2 separate regions of the Homo sapiens genome follow, and region 1 is linked to region 2. A link is an interaction called in ENCODE POLR2A ChIA-PET data of the cell type or tissue named here. Cell type or tissue: K562. All regions are shown on one strand. Links, peaks and the distances in the headings refer to the core of each region. The heading gives the core; the rest is flanking DNA. Region 1 overlaps ATN1 (atrophin 1). Region 2 overlaps CHD4 (chromodomain helicase DNA binding protein 4).

What was found. Peaks named below come from ENCODE experiments on the same cell type or tissue, not always from the same donor. Only the 100,000 strongest peaks of a DNase experiment are listed, where the experiment ranks them.
Region 1: POLR2A ChIA-PET joins it to region 2 with 7 read pairs; 11 of 35 experiments call an interaction of 5 or more read pairs at or near these places.

Annotation. Positions count from the first base shown.
Region 1 is chr12:6,928,930-6,931,834 of GRCh38, forward strand. All of the region lies in intron 1 of ATN1 (atrophin 1), which reads left to right. Among named protein-coding and RNA genes, the nearest start is that of ATN1, 2.4 kb to the left of the region's middle. In K562, for the core only: no CTCF peak of the experiment used is centred there; a DNase peak (open chromatin) is centred at 1,322; H3K4me3 peaks cover 1,090 bases.
Region 2 is chr12:6,601,450-6,604,354 of GRCh38, forward strand. It overlaps CHD4 (chromodomain helicase DNA binding protein 4), which reads right to left. Exons shown (of 40, transcript NM_001273.5): 3 at 927-1,048; 4 at 511-726; 5 at 199-317; 6 at 1-81. Among named protein-coding and RNA genes, the nearest start is that of CHD4, 4.5 kb to the right of the region's middle. In K562, for the core only: no CTCF peak of the experiment used is centred there; no DNase peak of the experiment used is centred there.

The DNA of each region.
Region 1 (2,905 bases), core at 256-2,755, 330 kb after region 2:
CTGATGAACCTGGGGGAGACGGAGGCTTGGGCAAAGAGAGGTCCATTTTTGAGAAGAGCCGGAGGTTTTCCAGCGTGGAAGAGGGAAGGCCATGTCTTTGTGACGGTTTTCATTCCCCTACTGCAGGTCACCTCTGACCCTGTTTTCCCTATCCCAGACATAGTTATTTCTTGGAGAGGGCACTGGGGCCCAGTAGTGTGGGTTATCCCAAAACTAGTGAGGAGGAAAACAGGAACACAGAAGGGGGAGTTGGGAAGAAAGGGGTTCTGGGAGGATGGAAATGGAGAATTGAGCAACCTTACAGGCACTCCAGGCAAGTTGCGACCTCCACCCTCCACCCTCCAATTTCCGGAGCGTCCGCTGCCCCTGGAGCTGTGATCTATATAGGGAGGCCTTAGTTACTGCTTTGAGCTCAAAGATCTCCCTTTGTGCATGGGCTTATTTTGACTAGGGTAGGTACCTTCAAGCTCCCTTACCTGAGGTGCTATAGGAGGGTAGGAGTTGCTTTGGCAACTGGGGTAGGGGGTAGCTGCCAGATGGACACCTGGGATGGTCTCTTGAGGGGCACCTTTTGCCACTGTGTTGCTATGGTAGTGATCCAGTGGGATGTCAGATTGGTTGGGGGGGCTTCGAATGTTTATTGGACCTCAGCCTGTGGCTGTCCTTGGGACTCTGGGCTGGGTTTTGGAGGTTGTTTCTGGATCTGTTGGTGGTTGGGAGTTTCCCCACGGTGTGCACCCTTTCATGTTGAAGTCTGTTGGAACAGGTAGATACGTTCCTTGCAGATCATAGGTGTTTCTCCAAGTCTCTCCACCTGGGCATGATGGGAGGATGAAAACGCTTCTGTTCAGGTTACACCATCTTTTGGCAGTTGGTTCTGACCTCTACCTCCCTTATTATGTTATTTTTTGTAGAGTTGTCTTTTTGCTTCTTTGCACTTTCTTTCATTTTCTAAAACTTGAATTCCTCTTTGAGCCTCCCTTCTTGAGTAACCCTTTTCCTCTTTCCCTCAACTAACCTTTGGCCTTCTTCCCTGACCTTGTAGAAATGGCTGGGCTCCCAGGCCCATCCCAGGTGAGGGTGGCCCAGGACAGAGGGCTGTGAAACAGCTTCATGCAGGGGAAATACTATAGAACAGGAGCCAGGAGACCTGTGTCTAGACCTGGCTGTGCCTCTGTGACCTTGGGCAAGTCACTTCTCTTTGAGCCTGGGCTTCATTGTTAAGATGAAGGGGCTATAGATGAGATGATCTCTGAGGCCTCTCTGAAGGTCCCGGATTCTCAGAAGGCTTAGGCCAGTGCATCGTTATCTGCTGGTCTGGGCTGCATTGTTATCTAGGAGTCACTTTGGACTGGTTTGTTAGTCTGGCAGGTCCAGAATGATGTTGGGGGCTGGGCCAATGATCCTGAAATTTAGCCTGCGAGCCCCTCCCAGAGAGCTTGTGACTCCACTGTATTCCTTCTGACATCCCATATTTCTCTCTTAATTTCTTTTCCTGTTCTTACTTAGGGGCTCTTTTTCTAGTTCTCACTTTCCTCCCAACCCAGTCTGGTCTTAATCATTTTCTTTTTAAAGTAAGGTAATGGCAGTGCGCAGTGGCTCACGCCTGTAATCCCAGCACTTTGGGAGGCTGAGGCGGGCGGATCACGAGGTCAGGCGATTGAGACCATCCTGGCTAACACGGTGAAACCCCGTCTCTAGTAAAAATACAAAAAAATTAGCCGGGCGTGGTGGCGGGCGCCTGTAGTCCCAGCTACTCAGGAGGCTGAGGCAGGAGAATGGCGTGAACCCGGGAGGTGGAGCTTGCAGTGAGCCGAGCCGAGATCGCGGCACGGCACTCCAGCCTGGGTGACAGAGTGAGACTCCGTCTCAATAAATAAATAAATAAATAAATAAATAAAATAAAGCAAGGTAATGAAGGTGAATGTGCTTAGTATGTGGCCAGATACAGAGTAGGTGCTCTGTAATATTAGTTACAGTGATTGCCTGCTAGGAGTGTAGGCTGGTGCTAAAACATGACCCAGGTCTAGAAAGACACACAATCCACCCCTAACTCCTTTCCTCGTCTGCCACTCCTTATCCCCAGGATTACTTGTTCTTTTATGACTGCTTTTCTCCTTCAAAGCTTCTCATTGCTAGTTTTTATCAGATTTCAGGTGATTAAAAAAGAAGGGCATACTATGATTGCTGTGTTCCTCAGGTACATTCCTGTGTTTCTCTGACCTTTTGGATCCCCTAACCTAACTGACTTGGTGAACAGGTTCTGTGATGGGGAAGGGAGATGGACACCCTTCTCTAGGAGGGCTGGCAAAAATACACCAATCACAAATAGTCATCTTTGTTGTGCTTTTTGTTTAAGATTGTTTTCCTCTTTTGCTATGGTGGGTGTTGTTCTTCGGATTTTTTTTTTTTTTTGGTTGATAGTATTTTAAAACCAGTCTACATAACAACTAAAAAATGTGGGAAAATAGCTGTAGTTGAAAAAAAAAAAAAAAAAAAAAAGGCCGGGCATGGTGGCTCACGCCTGTAATCCCAACACTTTAGGAGGCTGAGGCAGGTGGATCATCTGAGGTCAGGAGTTCGAGACCAGCCTGGTCAACATGGTGAAACTCCGTCTCTACTAAAAATACAAAAATTAGCCAGGTGTGGTGGTGTGCGCTTGTAATCCCAGCTACTTGGGAGGCTGAGGCAGGAGAATCGCTTGAACCTGGGAGGCGGAGGTGGCAGTGAGCTGAGATCATGCCATAGCACCTCCAGCCTGGGGAACAAGAGCAAAGATCCATCTCAAAAAAAAAAAAAAGGAAAAAAAAAGAAAACTAGTTGGCCGGGCACAGTGGCTCACGCCTGTAATCCCAGCACTTGGGAAGGCCGAGGCAGGCAGATCACCTGAGGTCAGTAGTTCGAG
Region 2 (2,905 bases), core at 156-2,655:
CTGAACTCCCGCCATTTTGCACCCAAAACCATCATCATCTTGGAGACAGCAATCTTGGGATTTTTGGCAGCAATGAGGGGTCTGGTGGAGAAATGCACAAGAGCAGAGGGAAAGGTTTAAGAATAAAAAAAGAAAGAGAAGTAAGAAGAGAGAACAGAAAGATTCTCCTCCCCCTTCCCCAAACCCCTTCTGTTTTACCTGACAAACTGGCTGAAGGCCTTGTAGTTGGTGAGGGTTCGATAATCCTCCTCTGAGAACACGTGGTCAATGTCTTCCATGCCCCAGTCTTCCAGGAGCTGAGCAGATGATTTAGGCTCCTGCAGAAAGAGCAAAGTCAAGTAAGTACCTGCCACCTAGTGCCCACACTTGCTAAGCAAATTTGTGTGGAAAAATCAGAGTAACAGAGTTAAGAGGAAAAGAAGAGAAAGTGTTCTAAAGGGCAGTAAGGTGTCTAGGAAACAAAAAGACAAAAGTTTAACAGTACAAAGAAGAGGATGGAGGTCCAGGCACCTTTGAATCATCATCATCATCCTCCTCCTCCTCCTCCTCCTTCCGCTTGGATTTGCTCTTCTTCTCTTTCTTAGGTCCAAGCTTCTTCTTCTTCTTCTTGCCAGGAGTATAGTCGCTGCCCTCACTGTCTGAGCGCAGAGCCACCTCTTCCTCCTCCTCCACAAACTCTGGCCCCTCCCCAGAGCTGTCCCCCAGCTGCCGGCATAAGAGCATACGCTGGAGCAGGGCAAGGGGGGAAGAGGGAGACAGACACACACATGCTACACACATGCTGACCTCAGGACAGCCCTGAGGCTCATCCCCAGAACATGGCCCACCACTTCTGAGAAAGAAACAAATGCCCTCAGCCCTTCAACCCTTCTCAGAGCTCCTCCCTTCTTCCTCTGATTCCCCGTAACATTCAGTCACCCACTCACCTCCTTTTTTTGGCGCTTGCTCTTAGGGATTTTAGGGTCCCGAGGTTTCTTAGGCTTTTTCTTCTTCTTGAGCTTTGGAGTCTCTGTTTCTGACAAATCCTCTTCTGGGTCCTCTTCATTTTCTACATATATTTGGCAAAGAGTGGTAGGCAGGGAAAAGATCAATAGCAAAAGGTTAGGCCCTAATCCAGAGGCTTTAGACTTTATTCCCCACCTCTTGTCCCAGATTCCTCTGAAGAGAACTGCTATACTCTGTACAGGAGGAAGCTGATACCCAGGACAAAAACAGACAAAGAGAGAGCTGTATATACCCGAAATAGGCCTGCCAGGCCAGACCAGGCCCACCTCGGGCAGCTGTCCAGACCCCTGCCTCCTCTCTCCCGTTCCTACCAGTCCTCTAGATGTTCACCAGTACAGCTGAACTGAGCTGCTCAGAGTTCACCAAGTAAGAGAACTAGATTTAGGCCTCCTGTAACTGGCCACCAAGTTATTCTATAAACCAGGGAATGAGAATGAAAGATCCTACTCAGAAGGCAAAAACTATAGAATATACCTTCCCAGAACAGGATCAGTTCAGGGGTCTCGGAAACCACACCCTTCTCTAACCACTTTGAAGTCATCACTGCTCAAATTAACCAGAACCTCCAAGTCCTAGGTTCAGGTGCCAGCTCAATCTCATGCCCACTTCTAAAATACAATTTCCTTTCCCCATCTCCAACCCTAATGTTCCTCCTCAGCTTCTCCTGGGTCAGCAGCCTCTTCTCCCTAGGGGCCCGAATCAGCCCAGCTGTCACCATCTCCCCTACACCCGCCCCCCAGCAAGCCTCCTCCCATCTGGCTCCACCTCCTCCCCTGGCTGGAGGCACACACAAAGCCTGGGTAAGACTGAAAGCTCCTGGGCAAGGATAGGTGGGAAGGGACACAGAGAAGACCAGGAGGCAGCTTCCTTTGTAACAGACATTCACACTGGCTCCGACTCCCTCCTCCCTCCTCTCTCCCTCTTCCCAAGCCACCCCCGCCCAAAGGGGGGTGGGTAGAGAAAGGAGTGGAGAGAAGAAGGGAGTGCCTCACCCACTGAGGAGAGGGAAAATGGCTCCTGACCGCAGAAGCCAGCCCAGGGCACCCAGCTGCCAACATAGGACAGACAGGAAGTGGCAGGGGAGGGGGTGGGTTTGAGAGAGGTGGGGTGGCGGGGGGGGAGACTGCCCTCATAGAAGCCTCCCCAAATTACCTGGCCCCAGGTCCAAATGCCACCTACTCTGGGATGACAACAGTTCACAAGAGCCCACCCTAACATCCTAAGCAAGGAAACCCAAGGAAAGCGAGACAAACATGAAGGTAATACTAAGAGAAGAACTCGATCACTCCCTCAATCATAATTATTTTTTCAATCATCAGAGCTGAGATTTAACAAAGGCTCAGTGGACTTGTGGTCAGCGCATACAACCTTCTCCCCAAATTTCTGATACCCAAAAGATTTAGTTTGAGGAATGGAGGCCCACAAGAAGTCTCTGAAGCTCAGCTTCCTCACCACTCCCACCCAGATTCCTATCCAACATATGGGAATGTCTGCACAAAAAAACAGAGCAGGACCTAGACAGTGGTAGAAGAGAATATCCCAATCGGGTGCAATGGCTCATGCCTGTAATCGCAGCACTCTGGGAGGCTGAGGCGGGCAGATCATTTGAGGTCAGTTCGAAACCAGCTTGGCCAACATGGTGAAACCCTGTCTCTACTAAAAAAACAAAAATTAGCCAGGCATGGTGGTGGGTGCCTGTAATCCCAGCTACTCAGGAGGCTGAGGCAGGAGAATCGCTTGAGCCCGGGAGGCGGAGGTTGCAGTGAGCCAAGATCGCACACTGCACTCCAACCTTGGCGACAGAGTGAGACCCCATCTCAAAAATAAAAAAGAAAATAATATCCCTCCTTCAATCCCTGACATGTTCTTAGCTCTTAACCCCCAAAATTAGCCCTAAAAT